3 separate regions of the Homo sapiens genome follow, and all the other regions are linked to region 3. A link is a loop called in an ENCODE intact Hi-C map of the cell type or tissue named here. Cell type or tissue: PC-9. All regions are shown on one strand. Each heading gives the region's core, and the rest is flanking DNA. Links, peaks and the distances in the headings are about the cores only.

What was found. A loop is a pair of places that touch in the nucleus more often than their neighbours do. Peaks named below come from ENCODE experiments on the same cell type or tissue, not always from the same donor. Only the 100,000 strongest peaks of a DNase experiment are listed, where the experiment ranks them.
Region 1: it touches region 3 in a loop (4-fold over the local background); 3 of 110 quality-filtered maps call a loop at or near these places.
Region 2: it touches region 3 in a loop (4-fold over the local background); 2 of 110 quality-filtered maps call a loop at or near these places.

The regions. Positions count from the first base shown.
Region 1 is chr4:168,557,611-168,563,610 of GRCh38, forward strand. All of the region lies in intron 2 of PALLD (palladin, cytoskeletal associated protein), which reads left to right. All of the region lies in intron 1 of LOC124900807 (a long non-coding RNA gene), which reads right to left. Among named protein-coding and RNA genes, the nearest start is that of PALLD, 64 kb to the left of the region's middle. In PC-9, for the core only: no CTCF peak of the experiment used is centred there; DNase peaks (open chromatin) are centred at 2,731 and 4,531; H3K27ac peaks cover 3,482 bases.
Region 2 is chr4:168,583,064-168,589,063 of GRCh38, forward strand. The region is part of intron 2 of PALLD (palladin, cytoskeletal associated protein); the gene reads left to right. The region is part of intron 1 of LOC124900807 (a long non-coding RNA gene); the gene reads right to left. Among named protein-coding and RNA genes, the nearest start is that of PALLD-AS1, 63 kb to the right of the region's middle. In PC-9, for the core only: a CTCF peak has its summit at 2,633; DNase peaks (open chromatin) are centred at 4,418 and 4,868; H3K4me3 peaks cover 1,057 bases; H3K27ac peaks cover 3,263 bases.
Region 3 is chr4:168,485,257-168,491,256 of GRCh38, forward strand. LOC107986198 (a long non-coding RNA gene) reads right to left here. Exons shown (of 4, transcript XR_001741448.3): 3 at 5,102-5,194; 4 at 1,494-4,052. Among named protein-coding and RNA genes, the nearest start is that of DDX60L, 7.8 kb to the left of the region's middle. RefSeq lists an enhancer at 1,631-2,830. In PC-9, for the core only: no CTCF peak of the experiment used is centred there; DNase peaks (open chromatin) are centred at 1,925 and 2,255; H3K4me3 peaks cover 998 bases; H3K27ac peaks cover 2,938 bases.

The DNA.
Region 1 (6,000 bases), core at 446-5,445, 72 kb after region 3:
CATTGGACTGCAGTAATCTTCCTGTGTCCCAATGTGGAAACACATAGACACTATCCACTGTTACGTAAGGTGCCCTACATGTGCATTAAATCTCAAGCACGGTCTCCTTCAGTAGTAAGAAGGCCTAATCCCATGTAATTCTCAAACCTCTGAGCTTGTTGTGGTATGAGATTTTCTCCCCTACCCCAGTTAGGACCTACTTCAGGCTTGAGTCAGCTGTGAGCAGGGGGATTCCCTCCTGCTGTTAATCTCTCCCTGCTCACCCCTGTCTGTGCACTTCCTACCAGCAGGGATGTGGGAAAGGGAGGGAAGGTGGGGAGATAGGACAATCCTTACTTGGCTGGGTAGCTTTGCTCTCTCTGGTCCTGGTGATGGCTAAAACCAGCTCTTTTTCTCATTGAGTGCTTTGTAGGCTCTACAGAGCCTATGCAGAGCCCTTCGTCTCCTCATTACCAATGGCCATTTGGGACTCCTTCCTCAGCTCCTGCAAATCAGTTCCTCATCTTCAGCCTTTTTCTGATGAGGTCACCTCTCACCCCTACGGGCTACTGTGTTGTACCAACAGCAGCTCCATCCTTCATGTCCCATGTTTACTCATCCCCCAGCTCTGGCCCCCAAACTGCAAGTGAAAACCAGTGCTGGCAGATCAGCGCTTCCCTGGCTCCTCCACACAAAGGCACTCAGATCTCCTTTCCTGTGAAACTTTCCAGGACAGGTTAGACCCCAGTCCATGGTACACTTTACCTTTCTCAGGCAGGAGTCAGGCGCCAGCCCTCTGGGTATCCCACATGCAAGGAAGGCATTTCAAAGCGGTAGAGGTGGCCCTTCCTCCATCACCAGGCTTATGGTTTGGAGATAACACCCCTCCCTCAGCTCTTTCACAAACAGAAACGTGCCTGGCAGCAGCTCTCTCCAAGTGAGTCTCTTCACCAGCCCTTCTTCCCTCTCCGAACTCTGACCACTTTTTATATCCTTGATGCGCTGAAGGGCCCAAGAGTCTTGGAACTGGTTTTTAATTCCTTTCTTTGAAAATCCAAATATATGGATCTGTCTCAGATACACGTGGGTACCCATTATCCACCACCATGCTTGTGCTTCCATTGAAGCAGAGACCAGAGGAGCCCCATTCTAACATCCTGTTACATAAGTGAAAATGGAATTTCTTTGGAATGCCATTTATTGTCATGGTGCCAGGAGTTCATCATAATCAACATTACAAAGGAAATACCAAAGGAAGCAATAATGATTTGCCATTTATTGTAAAACATGACCTAGGTGTGTCTTTTTTCTCTGTTTATAAAATGACAAGGTTCAAATTATAATGTAACTTTCCACATAGCAATTGAAATCACAGACTGAGAGGTTATTACAGGACTAGGTTGGAATGAATAGATTATCCATATGATTTGATTTACCCTAATATAGTTTCTTTTAGTTCCAACATGAAATCTCCCCCTTTTAACTCACCCTGAATTACAAATGACTTAACAGAAGCAGAAATATTTTCTCTGGAAAAACATAGTAAAGTGTAAATGGAACTCTGGATTTTTAGCCATAACAAGATTTTTACACTGTATTTCCCCCGATGTATCTGCCTTAAGATTCTTCAGTCACTTCATGTTGACTGTTTAGCCTCTGAAAACTCTAATTAGTTTAACAAGTTAGCCAGCCAACGCCACAGCAAGACTATACACAAATAGAGAAGATCAGGTCAGTTTTGCTGAAAAGAAGGATCATTAAAGGTACAGAGCATGAGATATTGACCCAACCCTTCTGATAAATGATACAGAAACTATTTGCTCATGAACGAGTAAACTATGCCCCCACCTTGACACTGAATTTTAATCACTAGAAATGGAATTATATCAAAATTCAAACATAGCTGAAAAATTTTAAGATAACATGTTTAAATATGCACATTTCAAGTAAAAGAACATTATTATAGTGATAATATCAGAGCCATTTGCAGAGAACTTTTGAGTCTTATCAAGAAAGCAATACATAGGCTGGGTGTGGTGGCTCACACCTATAATCTCAGCACTTTGAGAGGCCGAGGTGGGTGGATTGCTTGAGCCCAGGAGGTCGAGACAGGCCTGGGCAACATGGCGAAACCCCATCTCTACAAAAAATACAAAAATTAGCCAGATATGGTAGTGTGCCTAGCTACTACAGGCACCTGCCTGTAGTACCGGCTACCCAGGGAAGTTGAGCTTGCAGTGAGCTGTGATCACACCACTGCACTCTAGCCTGGGCAACAGAGTGAAACCGGGTCTCAAAAAGAAAGAAAGAGAGAGAGAAAAAAAAAGAGAAAGAGAGAGAGAGAGAGCATGCAAGCAAGCAGTATATAAACCAGTGAATTTTACCTGGCGCTTTTAAAAATAATATTTGAGTTCATATGAAATTCAAATAGCATCTTACAAATTTCAATGTATATTTCCTAGAAGTAATTCAAGGTACCCTCAATATATGCTGTCAGGTAGAGTATAAAGGGGTGTAATGATCAATGCAGCAACTTCATGACAGACATGAGCTGAAATGGGTTGTAGAATGTTCTTTCTGAAGACCCATAATTAGATTTCTAGCTTGTTGTTCAATAAAATAGTTCAGGTACCCTAAGTGAAGTACATGACCTCTCAAACAAGAAAACTGTCTCATTCTGCAAGGCCAGTTGCTTGCTTTTCACAGTGACACCCATCACCTTACTGAATCCTTTAAGAATGAAGTTCTTCTTGTCCAGTAACACTGCAGCTGGAAACAAGGCAGACGCTGGAAAGCACTAGAACTGTGCACAATGTTGACAGTGTAATCTGAAACTACTCAGCAGTTCCTAGTATCAGGTTCACACATAATTTGAACCAGACAGATTTCTTTTGAAACTTTCTCTTAAAAGTTTCATTTAAATTGGAAGACGAAGAGTATGAGTATCAAGAAATTACTCTTAGTAATCCAAATGAATTAAATGATCCTAAAATGATTTAAGTGATTCATAGCACTTTCCCAAGCAGTCTCTGTCCCCATAGTACCGGTTTCTGTATCAAGCTGTCAGGAGATCAGAGAAGAAGCTCATTAACCCAGTCAGACATGTATTCAACCAACATTTGAGTTCCTAGTAAGTGCCAGGTACTGTCATAAGCACCAAACCTATTAGTTTTGTGGAAGGCAGGTCTAACCCTGTCTTTAGGAAGCTTTAACCCTTATATCCATATTCACAGAAAGCTGACCTACCAGTTGAATGCCCACTCTGGATATGGGCAAATATTTTATTCTATTTTTAAAGTGCATACATACACACAAGTACTCTAGCATAACTAAGCTGTTGGTTATGATTTATTTGCTTTGAAAAGCAGAGTTGCCTGCAATAATAGAGGAAGCACTGTCAGTGGAAAAGTAGGAAAACACATCTGCAGTCAAGAGGGAGGCATTTCAGTGCCTGTTATTATGCCCTGGAGCCAAGATGATGACAGTGAGACATGAGCAGCCCTATATCAACCCAGTTCTGTTGGGTTCTGTGCTCTGAGGCCTCCCTGGATGCAGTCAAGGATAAGTCAGTGAAGCCCAAATCACCACCAAGACCCCTTCCTTTCCCAAAGTTGCTATAGACAGATACACTACCTAATAAGGGCTAATAAGCAGACGACCAATTTTCTTTTTTTTTCTCTCTCTCTTTTTGAAACAGGGCCTCACTCTATCGCCCAGGCTAGAGTGCAGTGCCACAATCACAGCTCACTGTAGCCTCCACGTTCTAGGGTTAAACGATCCTCTTACCTCAGCCTCCCAAGTAGCTGGGACTACAGGCTACTACAGAGAATGGACCATTGTGCTCAGCTAATTTTTAAATTTTTTTTTGGAAATAGGGGTCTTGCTATATTGACTTGGCTGATCGTGAACTCCTGGCCTAAAGTGATCCACCTGCCTTGGCCTCCCAAAGCTCTGGGACTACAGGTCTGCACCTCTGTGCCCAGCCCCAGATGACCAACTTTCAAAAATCCTTTTCAAGTTAGAAAAAATATATTCAAAACATATTCATACGCTTTTTTCTTAACTTATTTTTCTTAATCTTCATTCATGCATATAACTCACAGATTATTCAAACTTCTCTTATTATTTTTCTAACCCTTTAAAGAGGATTTCCAAAGCTTAGCTTTACTTGAAGTAGAGTGGTTCCCATCCATTGATATTCGGGGGAAGTAGTTCATCTGAAATGAGGCCAGTATTGAGACTTCAACATATATAAACTTAATTATTTCAGGAGGAATGTCCGTGGGAAAAAAAAGAGCTACCGTGACTTTTCCCTCCACTAATCAACAGATATTTCCATATGATAATAATATTTAAATTACATGTATTTGCTCAGCACTTTACACTTTACAAGGCACTTTTACAGACATTGCCTAAATATTTATTCTCATAACAGCTGGATTATTATCTACAGGTGATGAACTTAAAACTCAGAGAAGTGGAAAGATTGGCTCAAAGGTCACAAGGATAAAAAAAAAAAAGGAATGCAGACACCGTACTTCTAATTCTAAGCCTCTTTTCACTCTATCAAATTACCTTCCAGTATGTGCCATGAGTCATAGGAAGAACATCATTTCTACAGTCACCGAATATCTGTTCTGTGCCTTTTATATTTCTGGCACTGTACTAGGTGATTTACATATATTATTTCTAAACCTACCAGTGTTTAAAGTAGCAAACAAAGGCACAGAGGAGGTAAGTACAGCCTGAGATTCATTCATTCATCCATCATTAAAGAAGTTCAGGAGTAAGTCTGTGTTCTAAGCACTGGAGATATCGCTATGAACAAGACAGATTAGGTTTCTGCCTTCAAGTTTATGTGCTGGCAAGAGGAAAAAGATAGCAAATACATAAACAAATAAGTAAGTAATGTAATTTTAAATGGTGTTAAGTTCTTGAAAAAGATAAAGATGCAGGCTGGAAAGTAACCAGGACTACAGGATTACTTTAGGTGGTGTGGTCAGGGGAGATCTCCCTGAGAAAGAAATAGTTCAGCTGAGAGGAAAGTGTTGCTGGAAAAGAAAACCAGTAGAGAAAGGCACTGAAATGGGAATGAGACAGGCATGTTTGAAGAGAGGGAAGGAGGCCAGTGTGGCTGAACATGGAGGGTCCAGGAGGTGACCCTGAAAAGAATGGAGCCGTGTGGGGACTCTAGGCCGTGGAAAGGAGGTTGGCCCTCATTCTAATTGCAATGGGAAGCCATTAGATGATTCTAAGAGAGAAGAGTGATCTAAGTTTTGTTTTCAGAAGATGCCTGCAGCTCCATCGTTTGTGTAGAGAATGGACTATATAGAAGGGTATGTGAAAGGCAAGAGATGAGTGAATCCAAACGGAAAATAGAAGTGGAGATGGTGAAAAGAAGTTGGATTTGCGGTATATTTTTAGAGAGAGAGCTGGAAGAACTTCCTGGAAGATTGTTTGTGGGGAGTGGCGGACAGAAGAATAAATAATGATTTGGGGCCTGAGCAAGTGAGTGGATAGTGGATCTGTTAGCTGAAATGGGAACAACTGGTGGGTGGGCAGGTTTCACAGGCAGGTGGTTGAGAAGACAGTTGGTGTCAAGCTTCTGTTTTAGACATGTTAAGTTGGAGATACCTATTAGGCATCTGACTAGTGATCTCAGAGCAGTTGTACGTAAGAATCTGGAGCTCGGGGGAAAGGGATCAGAAGTGGCTTACATAAGGCAGTTAAAGGCATGTCTTTTCTGCTAGGAAATGAGACTTAGGCAGAGCCTTGAGGTTCTCTATCATTTAAAGACACATAGACCATAACCAGAAACATCATGCTGTCAGTCAGATATCTTTCTATTACATCACTCCATCTCCATGATTAAAGTCAAATCTCAGTAAAACTGAGCACATCAAGAAACCCCAAAAATATTACATATAAAACTATTTGCCAATTTTCCTCTTCAGCCTTTTCTTTTGTTAGTAATTTTAATTTGTCTTTTAAATGAATGTAGATTTTCAAGTGTGACATTTT
Region 2 (6,000 bases), core at 357-5,356, 98 kb after region 3:
ACTTTAACTCTCTTCTATATATTTCAGCCCTAATGTACTTATCATATAGTCTTTAGGAACAAGAGAAAAGACCAAGTAGAATATGTACAAAACTAAAATAAATACAGAGACATTTCTTTTTGTTTTATTAGGAAAAGTTAGGAGGATGAGAAACAGTGAAATCTAAGATATTGTTCCTACAATATTTTGCTATGTGTATGGTATGGATGAATAAAGTGAAATATCCTTTATAATTATCTAAAAAGTATGTGAAAGTGAATAGATGATGCTGAAACTAAAAAATTTTATTCTAGATCAGTGCTTCTCAAACATTAATGTGCATACGAATCACCTGAGGAGTTTTCCAAGCACATTTCGATTCAGCAGGTCTGGGCTGGAGACTGAGATTCCACAATCACAAAGAGCTCCCAGGGAGTACTGATACTGCTGGTCTGCATATCACACTTGGAGTAGAAAGGTTCTAGATTACATAGACCGTCATCTTCATGCACCAGACTTATTTCCTAGTCTGGGTTCCTCTGGAAATATTTCCAGTGCACCAATCAGTTTGATGGAGTTGGATAAAGAGGGAGACTCAAGATTTACTTCACTTGAAAAGAATATTTATTTTCCATTTAAGGCTAATGGACTAATGGACTAAATATTACACATCTCAGCCCTTGGGATATCTGTGATAATATTTTTCTTTTCCTACCAATGTGCTTTTACTCTATACTTCTGCTCTGCTGGGTGGCCAATGGGACCTTGTCTGTTTACCAAGCCTAGTTCTCAGGTCTACTTTCCTTCGATATCTTTTCTTTCTTCCAACCTTCCAATCCAAACTGAGGTGGTGGTATTCCCCACCACCAAGAAAGGCATAGTTTCCATTTTTTCTCTACCAGTTCTAGTACATGCAATTAAATTTTCTGAGCCCAAAATTTCTCATCTCTGAAATAAGGAGCATGAAACTCTGTGCGTGGGTGCATATGAAGCTAATGAAATGGCACATAAAGTGTCTAACACAAAGAAGGAACCAAATAAATATCAGATTCTATCCCTATCCCACTTTTATTTTGTCCCATTCCAATGTGGCTTTGCATAATTGGAAATCATTATGTATAGACATCAGGTAAAATCTAGCACCAGCTTATATAGTACTCTAAGACCATCAGGTTTTTTTTTTTTTTACCTCGTCTTCAGTTTTAATTTAAAGCAATTAAAATTAATATATTCAGATTTCAACAAAGTGTAAGCATCCCTCTGCTGAACCACTGTATCATTACAGTGTGCGTTAAGAATGCCAATAGGCATGGAACAGATGCCAGATAACCAAGATGGTACTTTTACTGGGTCTGGCATTAAACAAAGAAATGTGTTCATAAGTCATCTTTCTTGGATCTCAACCAAAAATTGTTATTTTGGATTTTGTCATCTTTCCATTTAAATTTCTACTTAATCCTTCATTAGAGTATGTGTTAACAATCTTAATTTGTGTGATTGCCTTCATGAAAAGTTGGATATATAAAATAAATGTCACTTTTAAGGCATCTAAGGAATTGTTTTCTATCTTAGTCACCAAGTATGTCAGACACATTGCTTACAATGTCTTCTATTTCAATCTGTGGTTTGTTTCTGCCATCCAAAAATGAGTAAACTTTAGTTTCACCCAGCCGTGTTTCTGAATATGAACATTCAAATGTGGACCATGTGTGATGGAAAATCCTGCCATGGCTGAGAATATGGATAAACTTGAGGGGGACTGTTTGATGGAAAGTCATTATATAATGTATATTTTCTTTCATTCATTTAACAAACATTTATTCTAGGCCAATGGTGAGCAAAATATTCCCTCAACAAAGTACCCATGCACACACACATGAAGAAACTACACATTTATTTGGAATGTCTAGTAGAGTTCCCCCCTTTCTTGGCTATTTTACACCAGTTCCCATATAACTGGTTTATATAATAATAGTTATTTATGATAAAAATTTGACTAATTCTAACTGACAAGAAGATAGATATGTTTGTTTTGGAAACTATTTCTATTTGGTAATAGATTCCAAATGTATTGAATGGTCTCTAAAAGATGTAGGAACACAGGACATACTGCTCATGATGTACAACAAAAACAATAGTTTCAAAATTTTATGACATATTGCAGTTTATCAAGTGGTTTTATAACCATTATCTTGTTTAATTCTCACAACATCCTTATGAGTAGTGTGTGTGTGTGACCATGAGAATATATGAGTGTGAGTGTGTGTGTGTGTGTGTGTGTGTCCGTGTAGGAGAGGAAATGATTAACCCATTTCATAGATGAGGTGTAACCCATTTCATAGATGAGGTGTAACTAACAATGTAGCTTCAATTATACTGGCAGGTCACAGAAAAGAGATTTGCAACCAGCCTTATGCCTCTCCTCCCACCTCTCTCTACTGACCCACATCTTTTTATGAAGTAGGGATTGCAGCCATCCCACAGCTCATCAATGCTGTCATGTCTATGCACGAAGGCACTCTTAGATAGAAGAGAAAACAGAGGGGGGCCTGGGATCCAGTCCCCAGCGCAGGCACTGAGTGTGCCCCTGGCCCCATCAGTTTAATTCTGAGCGCTCAGGACAGTATGAGGAGCAGCCTGTCGTTTTCGGAGACACCAGCTGAGGGAGCCTGTGGACACAATACCAGTTGAAAAGCTCCCCAGCCCAGGGTGGAACCAAGCAGCCCACGCCTGCTCTTAGGAGCCAAGTTTCCCAAACAATGTCAGAGTTAGCTTGGGGAATCTTCTTAGTACTCTTAAGAGGCCAGAGCTGAGATTTCCACACAATGACATATTAAAGTATTGGATCCAGGGTCCTTTGCATTGGTAGAATGTCAGGAAAATAGCATTAGCTAGATAAACTTCTTTCCCTCAAACCAAATACAGTCGTATTGTTTACTATTATAGGTCTATTAAGGTTGCTGTTTAAATGTTACCAATGTCCTCATATTTTGGTAATTTTGTTCGAGTTGGAAAGAAATGTCTTGAGAAATTTTTATTTAGCCAGAGTGTTTGAGCACTTTAAGATATCTTTAGTATACTACATCGCTTCTCCAGGTCCTCAAGAGACCTAAAAAAAAAAAAAAAAAAAAAAAAAGGCTTTCTAAGCAGTGCCTATCAAGCTACTACTTCCGGCCCCACAAAAAAGAAAAGCTGAGACTCTTCACCCCTTGATTCCAGTATTCCCAAACTCCTGGTAAACCATTAGGAATTAGATATGCCCCAAATTTATGTAGCAACTCCCTTCTTAAGAATATAGAGAACGTTTTTTTTTACACACCTTGTTACACCTCACAATTGAGCCTCAACTTGAGATTCCCTTGCCCAGCAAAGTCCAGAATTCACCACTGTCTACATGCTGGACCCAATTCGTTTTGCTGTCGTTGATCACTAATTTGGGAATTGTGGGAGGGAGAGGAGGAGCGAATCCCTCTCTTTACTTTAGAACTGGTAAAACTGAGATAGCCAGAGATTTCTAGAACTGCCAAGCTAAAACGTAAGCTGAATCATTGTGCAAGTATGGATTAGAACCCAGTACTGGGTTTGAACTGTAAACCCAGTTTCTGATCATATGGCTGCCCAGTGCTCCTGGTGGCAGAGCTGATTGCTTCCTGGGTTCAAATGGGTCATGCTTTCCAGGGCACTCTGGACATCCATGGAACAAGCCTAATTTAAACATTAGAGGTCTTTCAAACCCTTATATACCAAATCATCATCAGTTCAGTCTCTCAATTCTGCATTAATTCTTTTGTGGAATTAAAAAATATTTTCTCCTGAATTTCCTTAAAAAAAAATCGAACGTTCCCTCAGGGCAAGGAGACATAGCTAGGGGTACCATGCGATAAGAGAGTGAGTAAAAAGGAAAAGTCTAGTATCCTAGACAGTCTCTTTGCAGAGCTGCGCTTCTGCTCAGAAGACATTTGTCAATGCCTAGAGACATTTCGGTTGTCACCACTGGGAGAGGGGTGTACTAGAGAGTAGAAGCCAGAGAAGCTGCTAAACATCCCACAGTGCCCTGGACACCCCCCGACGACAAAGAATTCTCCAGCCCAAAATGCCTGCAGTGCTGATGTTGAAGAATGCGGGTGTGTAGATATAAACAACAATCTGCTAAGCTTTCAAATGATAGCAGCTAGAAAGATCTTCAAGAGTCTAGGGATTTGGAAAATTCTGGCATCATGATAGTCAATCCCCAGTGGAGACATTCTTTGAAGACCACATAGGCAATCACTTGACCAAATGCCACCTAAAAATTGAAATATTTTTCACGTTTTGCTTGGTTTGCTAGAACACACCAATATACTTTCACCCTTGAAGAAAGGGAACTGTTTATGTCATTCAGTAGCAGGACTCCTTGGCTAAAGCAGCAGACAGCTCACCAGATTTCACTGGAAAGACTGCCCAAACCAGTCTCTGCCAGGGACTCCAAAGCGCAGGGAGGCTTCAGTGCTAGGGAGAGCGGATGTGAAGGCGGTTATGAAGGACAGCTGTGCCAGCATCTCCCAACTTTTCCGTTTTTTCTCAAACCTCAGCTTGCCTTGTGCATGGCTAAGGTTATCCCTGGCCAGCTGCTTTTTTCCCTATTCTACCTCTCCCCTGCTGTAGCAATTCCCTAACCAGTGCTACTAAGACTAAGGATTTCACCACCTCCTCCCATTTTCCACCATACAGAAATCCACAAAACTGAGTTAAGAGAACTCTCCTGCCATCCCCAATAGCCAAAAAACTGAGTCACCACTTGGCCTAACAGCACTCAGATGATTCATTAAAATACAGTGGAGCGCTCTTCAGGGGGGTGCAGGGGAGATTCAAGTGGGAAGGTAAGGCTGCAAGCAGGAGGGGAAGTGGACAGGAGATGAGACTGCGAGGCGTGTCACAAGAAGGGAGTCTCCTGGTGCCTTTCTCCAGGGCTAAACCCCTTGAGGCAGAAACTCCGTTGAGTCATTCTGAAGTCAAATCTGGTGCTAACTGGCGCTCTTGGATCTGGGTCAGTCTCGATGGGGCCTGGGAATGTCTGCGGAGTGCCCATTCCTCTCAGCAGTTTGTGAGATTGAGAGCCACTGCTCTGCTTTTCTTCTCCCTTGACCCCATTCCCAGTTTCCTACCAGGATCACTGTGAGCCCTGGGAGGATGGATTTGTAAAAAATTCCTGGAGCCAAACACCCTGAGCTATGAAACTGGCCCATTATTGTGAGAATTTTCAAATGTTGAAGAAATGTGGGGTTGGGAAAGAGAGGAGCACCTTAAAGAAGATTTATTCACCTAGTCACCCTCAGATGGTTGTCTGCAGATTTTGAGAGAGAAATGGAAATAGTTTCAGATACTTTTTATTTTTTTTTTGAGACAGAGTCTCACTCTGTCACCCAGGCTGGAGTGCAGTGGCGTGCTCACCTCACTTCATCCTCCGCCTCCTGGGTTCAAGCGATTCTCATGCCTCAGCCTCCTGAGTACCTGGGATTACAGGTGCCTGCAGCCACACCCGGCTAACTTTTGTATTTTTATTTTTAGTAGAGACGAGATTTTGCCATGTTGGCCAGGCTGGTCTCAAACTCCTGACCTCAAGTGATCTGCCCGCCTCAGCCTCCCAAAGTGCTGGGATTACAGGTGTGACCTACCGTGCCTGGCTGAGTGTCAGATACTTTTTAAGCATACTCTGGTTATCATTCTTCTCAGATTACTTCACTAAATTAAAATGTTCTAAATGTACAAAGAGCAAAATGGTTTGTTTAAAAAAATAGCCGTGTTCAATCTCTATCAGAAACAGCTTCAAGTAAAATTATTTTCCTCCAGCCAATTTCTTCTTTCAAGTATTCTCCTCTATGAAATACTCAATTTGCAACTCTAGATGAAATTACTGAGTCAATTTGTGGAAATTTCATCTGTTCCTTGACAGTGAGTTTTTATGTTTGGGTCAAAATGAACTTAAGGCCAGGGGTATCTGTAAAACACTAGGTAATAGGACAACAGTCCCTAAAGTCAAGC
Region 3 (6,000 bases), core at 307-5,306:
GACAGATAACAGGGTCTTACTCTGTCTTAAAAAGTCTTAAAGCCTTGTGTTGAGTGGCAACAGTAATATCAATCCATATGCATTCAAACATCGTAATTTCTGGACATTCCTTTCTAGGGATTCACTAAACATGTATGTATGGTGACCTACTACGCCAGACACTTTTTATACACTGATACAAAATATTAAAAACTCCTTCCTTCAGAGTTTACATTCTAGTAAAGAATATAAACAATAACAAGAGAAGTAAAAAGTCCATTGTGTTAGATAAAAATAAGCTATAAGAGAAAAAATACATAGAGAAGAGGAGATATCAAATCCTGATGGGAAAAGAAGATGAAATTTTAGATAGGATAGACAGGGAAAGTCCCACTAAGAAGGTGACTTGACTAAAGATTGGAAGGAAGTTAGGCCATTCTTTTTTCTTGGAGAGACCAAGCCTGGCTGAGGGACAGGGAAATCCCTGAGATAGAGTGAGCCATGTGGGTTCAAGGAGCATTAGAGAGGCCTGTGTGACTGAAGCTGAAGGACTAGGCAAGAGTGGGAGAATGTCACAAAGATAAGGTGAGGAGGCAGATCATGCCTGATCCCAGAGAACAAAAGAGACTGTGACTTTTACTTTGAATGTGATAAGAAGGCATGTCATGGCAAATACATTGAGATTTTATCTTATTTATAATTTACTTTTATTAAATATTTGAACAATTCATGTATACATGTTCCTTTTGTTTTGGATATATGTTAAAGAAAAAATCAAGAAATGAAATTTAATATAAAAATAGTATAACAAATTGTATTCCTTACGTGTTTGACAATCTAACACTGGATTTTTTTCTTTTTTGGTTTGTTTTTTCTCTAATACTGATCATTGTTCTAGTGGCTTTTTTGACAGTTTTTGAGACAAAATTAAGTCAAGATAATGTAATATGTAGCTGTCCCTAGTTATCCATGGGGAACTAGTTCCAGGACCCTCTTGGATACTAAAATCCATGGATACTCAAGTCCCTTATGAAATGGCATATTTGCATATAAATTTTAAATCATCTCTAGATTACTTATAATACTTAAGACAATGTAAATACTATGTAAACAGTTATACTGTATTGTTTAGAGAATGACAAGAAAAAAGTATACATGTTCAATATTTCTGAATATCTTTGATCCATGGTTAGTTGAATCCACAGATGTAGAAGCCACAGAAGGCTGACTATATTATTTCATATATCTATTGTCTTATAAATTTTAAATATACTGCTCATTTTCCTATCCATGTGTTTTTTCTTATTGAATTGCAAGGCCACATCTTGCCAAGGTTTCCTTTCATTTTTTTAACTTGCCTTTTCTTCTTTTTAAATGAAGATTTTGTTTTAGTTTCACAGTTAGGAGCTTTTAAAAGTCATCAGATTTATCGCACTGTGCCTTTATATTTCCTTCATTTGCCCTTATGGATAGAAAACTCCTTCACTACCATAGAGCCAAAAAACAAACAAACAAAAAGGCATGTATTTTATTATGGTTATTTTTGGTTTTGTTTTTTCCATTTAGCACCTGAATTTATGTTGGTATATGGTGTGAGGTTTGATGGCCTAAGTGTGTTTAGTGAATGCCTCAGAGTTAATTCTTCAGACAGATGGCTGGTAAGCCAGGCACTGCCATCTGAAGTGACCCTGATGGGGACAGGGACCAGAGCAGGCCAGGGAGCAGGGTATGCACTGCAGCTGATCTCTCGGGTTTTGGAGACTTGATCCTACACCCTTGCTTTTAGGTGTGAACTTGCATTGCTGGGACAGTAGACCTTAGTCCTTTCTGTGGGGAACTGATTGCATTCCAGGCCTTCTGCCCTGGAAGGGGTCTGCCCTATCACCAACATCCTCACCCCTACATGATTCAGCAGGCTCTTCACTCTTGACTCACAGTGGTAAAACTCCACCCCTTTTTACTCATAACCTCTGCCTGGGCTCACTCCCTTGATCTGAATTAATATACTCTCATAAAGCTACTTCTTTTTTTCTTCAGAGGAATAACTGAAGTCCTCATCCATCCCCCGTGGCTTTCTACTTGATCAGTGTCCCCCTATCAACTTTCTGACCCACTGTCATCCGCAGCCCCCACCTCTCTAGCTGCATACCACTTGGGTTTCTCAGAAAAGCTCAAAGGACGAGGCTTCACCCTTTATGCTACTGAATTCCATTTATCTCCTTATTACTCACCGTCCACACCTATGATCATTGACTGATTTAAAATCTCCCCACCTCCCCCAGTCACTTTTCATACCAGACATAAACACCAGTGCGTAATAGCTGCCTACCCAGCCCAGTTAGAAGCTCCCAATTCCTCAGAGTGGCCTGAGGCAGAATAGTGTCCCTAAGGTCATCTCAGCTTCTAGATCCCAAGTCTGATTCTCTTTCCTTGCCTTCTCACTCATCTGCTAAGCTTGTTTATTGGGCAACACTAAGCAAAGTTAATGATTATTCCAGTCTTTAACTAGGACGTGAGAAGCTCTCTCCCCATCTTCACCCATTTCTGTGAAGCTTTCAGGGACTATGGGCCTCGCACTGATAGCACCTCCCCAGGCTGGGCTGGCCCAGACAGTCGAAGAGTAGGACCAGCCACTTCTCAGCCCAGCTGACATTTGGCAGCTTTGTGATTTTGGATAAGACATCTTCTCTTGGGAGGTCAGACAAGATCAACTCTTCCAGCTATGACATTGCGTGAGGCAATGAAGAGGGGAAAGTCCATGAATGGAAGGTGGAACTTGATTGGATCTGTTTTGTGGGTTCAGGAGAGGTCCTATCACAACTCACTGGAGGTAGGCAAGGTAGGTGAAGACTTCCATGGAAACTTCTGGCTCTGGGGTGCCTGCTTCACTGATGATTGAGTGGGCATCCTAAAGGGTACACCTCTGTCAAAGTAATTCAAAGTCCTGCTCATCATTCAGACTTGGCTTGTCAGGAATCAGGTACACTTGGATAACCTAGCCTTAATTCCATTCAATTTCCTTTTATCTCTTAGAAAAATATGATTACAGTTGTTCCTCAGTATCCAAGAGGGATTGGTTTCAGGACTCCCTGCAGATACCAAAATCTACAGATGCTCAAGTTCCTTATAAAAAAAAATGGTGTAGTGTTTTATATAATCTAGACACATCTTCCCATATACTTTAAATCATCTCCAGATTCCTTACAATACCTAATACAATGTAAATGCTTTATAAATAGGTGTTATACTATATTGTTTTTATTTGTATTATGTTTCATTGTTGTATTGTTGGCTTTTTAAAAATATTTTGGATGCACTGTTGGTTGAATTACCAAATGTAGAGTCCACGGAGGGCTGACTGCATTTTTAGGCTTATAATGCCAACATTTCTTTGACAAGTTCACTCTGTGTTATATTAATTTAGCTTTCATCTGCACAATCATTAGTACCATATTCAATTTATAATTCATAAATAATAAAGCATATTAACAAATGCATATGCTGTCTCTATGGAAAAGTAATTACCTAAAAATGTTATAAATAATCTGTTTTGATTTTACCCTGCAGAAAGTCTTCTTAAGAAACAATATATTCAATGAAACTACAGTCACAGTTACAGAAGTCAAACGAGCACACTGGGTCTGTGATATTTCTACAACAGGCTTTTTCAACACCTGTTAATCAGTCAATCAGAGGAAACCTCAGGGGCTGAAGATACGCCAGCTTGGTGGAAATTCCTTCCCAAAATAGCAATAGCTGAGCAAATTGCTAGGCTGACAGAAGTAGAGTATGCACAGTTCTTGGGATTTTGTGTGAGACAGCAACTGTCTTCGACGGTTGGCATTTTATCAAAGTTTAAATTCTTTGGTCCAACAGCTGATTTCCTCCTTTGTCATATTCTTTCCTATTTGCTTCCCCAGGCAGTGACAGCCATGTCCTTCCACATTAGACTTCTTGGGTAAGCAGCTTCTGAAATTGTTCTACAGCTGTTAGTAGCTGTCTGGCAGAGACCACTCCATTTGCAAGGTTGCTGAATATCGCTAAGTATCTCCATGAGGCATATAAAATGCAAACTTTAAGAGAAACAAAATATTGTTCATTTTGATTTAGGTCAAATAAATGTCAAAGCCTTTCTAAATAACTAATTATCTTGGTAGATTTGCCTTTTCTTTCTAGTAGAGGAAAAAAAAATCACCCTATACAGTTTATTGATGTCTTCATACGTAGTAAAATGTCAAAAGCAACTCAGTTTAAAGCATTAAAACTTCCAGCCATGCAAAGAGTCTTAACTTTTTTTAAGTTATATTCGGACTTCAAAGACTATTGATTTTCTTCCTGTTTCCCTTAGCATAATATAATCGGCATTTTTCCTTTAATATAAACACATCAGAAAAATCATATTTTATGGCTACTTTAAAATTCCATGAGTTTAAGCCATTCCATAACATGCACATTTAGATTGCTTTGATTTTTTCTTCTATAAATAATACAGAATTAAATGTGTTTTTATGTAAAGTGTTTACTGTAGTTAGGATTCTGTCCTTGGAACAGATCAGAGAGAGAGTGGATCAAAGGTTATGACATTTTAAAAGTAGCCAGATGAAGGTGAATGTTCATACAGTATATGCAGAATATGGTTCGCTTGTATATGGGTCTGATTTGCAAATCAGCTCACAAGAGCTGATCCACAGTAGAGGAAATCTGGTTTAAGATTTTTAAAGTCAGTAAAGTTTTTTTTTATTCTCCAAATAGAAACATACTGCATTCAAAATTTCTTTAATTGATTATTCTCTATTTTATACCCAAAGACTTAAAAAAATTTTACTCTCTAGTGGATTAAACAATTAAGAAAGGTTTTTTTAAGATTAAATGGACTTCAGGCTCATGACCGGAATTTTTTTTTTTTTTTTTTTTTTTTCCTTTTTGAGAAATGGAGTCTTATTATGTTACCCAGGCTGGCCTCAAAGTCCTGGGCTCAAGGGATCCTCCTGCCTCATTCTCCCGCATAGCTGGGACTACAGACAGGTACCACTGAGCACAGCAATTTGATGATAAATATAATGCAAATACATACAAATTTCAAACACAAAAAGAAAAAAATGAAGGTTTCCTTTAATCTTACCTTCCGGATATAATAACTAGTATACGATGTGTTTGTTTCACTTAATGCTATATTTGGGATAGCTTATTTCTGTATCACCTCTTGTTTTAGTACCTTAGAAAACACATTTAAAAATCATAATTATTGATAGGGAAAAGTATAAAGAGTAAGAAACAGTAACAGTCAAGATAATCTCTGATGCCATTTTTTTTCTCTGATGCCATTTTTAAAATAACAATACAGCATGTATGTTGGAGTCAACATACAACCCTATTTGCATCCTAGTCAGAATGCATTTTCTCACCAAAATTAACCTATCATCTTCGAGGAAAACTTCAAAATGTTTTATTCATATGTCAGGAAAGAGAGAGAAATTATAAAAATAGATATAAGTATACATACAAATATGATGATGCTCTAACACACTCTCATGTATACTCTTTTTATCCTAAATCTATCTTGAATATATTTCTATGACTACATACATATTTATCCATTCCACTATGATTTTTTTTCCAATTCATGTGAGCCAAAAGAACTTCAATTTGCTGAATGAAGTGAAATAGGAATCCAGTTTTTTAATAATGAGGGGGAAGTCAGTGGAACTGAACAAGGCCAAGAAATAAATCAAAACGTATGTAGTTATTTAATATATGCTGCCAATTCAAAATAATGTTCTTTCCATACAAGAATAAAATATGTCATTTTATTCATCCATTCCTCCATTCCTTGTATCGCCATAAGAAATCTGTTAGTACTCCAGTAGCAATGAAGGGCTACTCCTCTGCCCTTAGCGTTCCTTTTCACACAATCTTCCTAGATATTTTGCCATGCTAATTTGTCTAGGTAAATTTTGTGTCAGTTTTTCTAAGTCCAGCAAAAAATGCTACTTTATTTTTTATTTTTGTTTTTATTTTTTA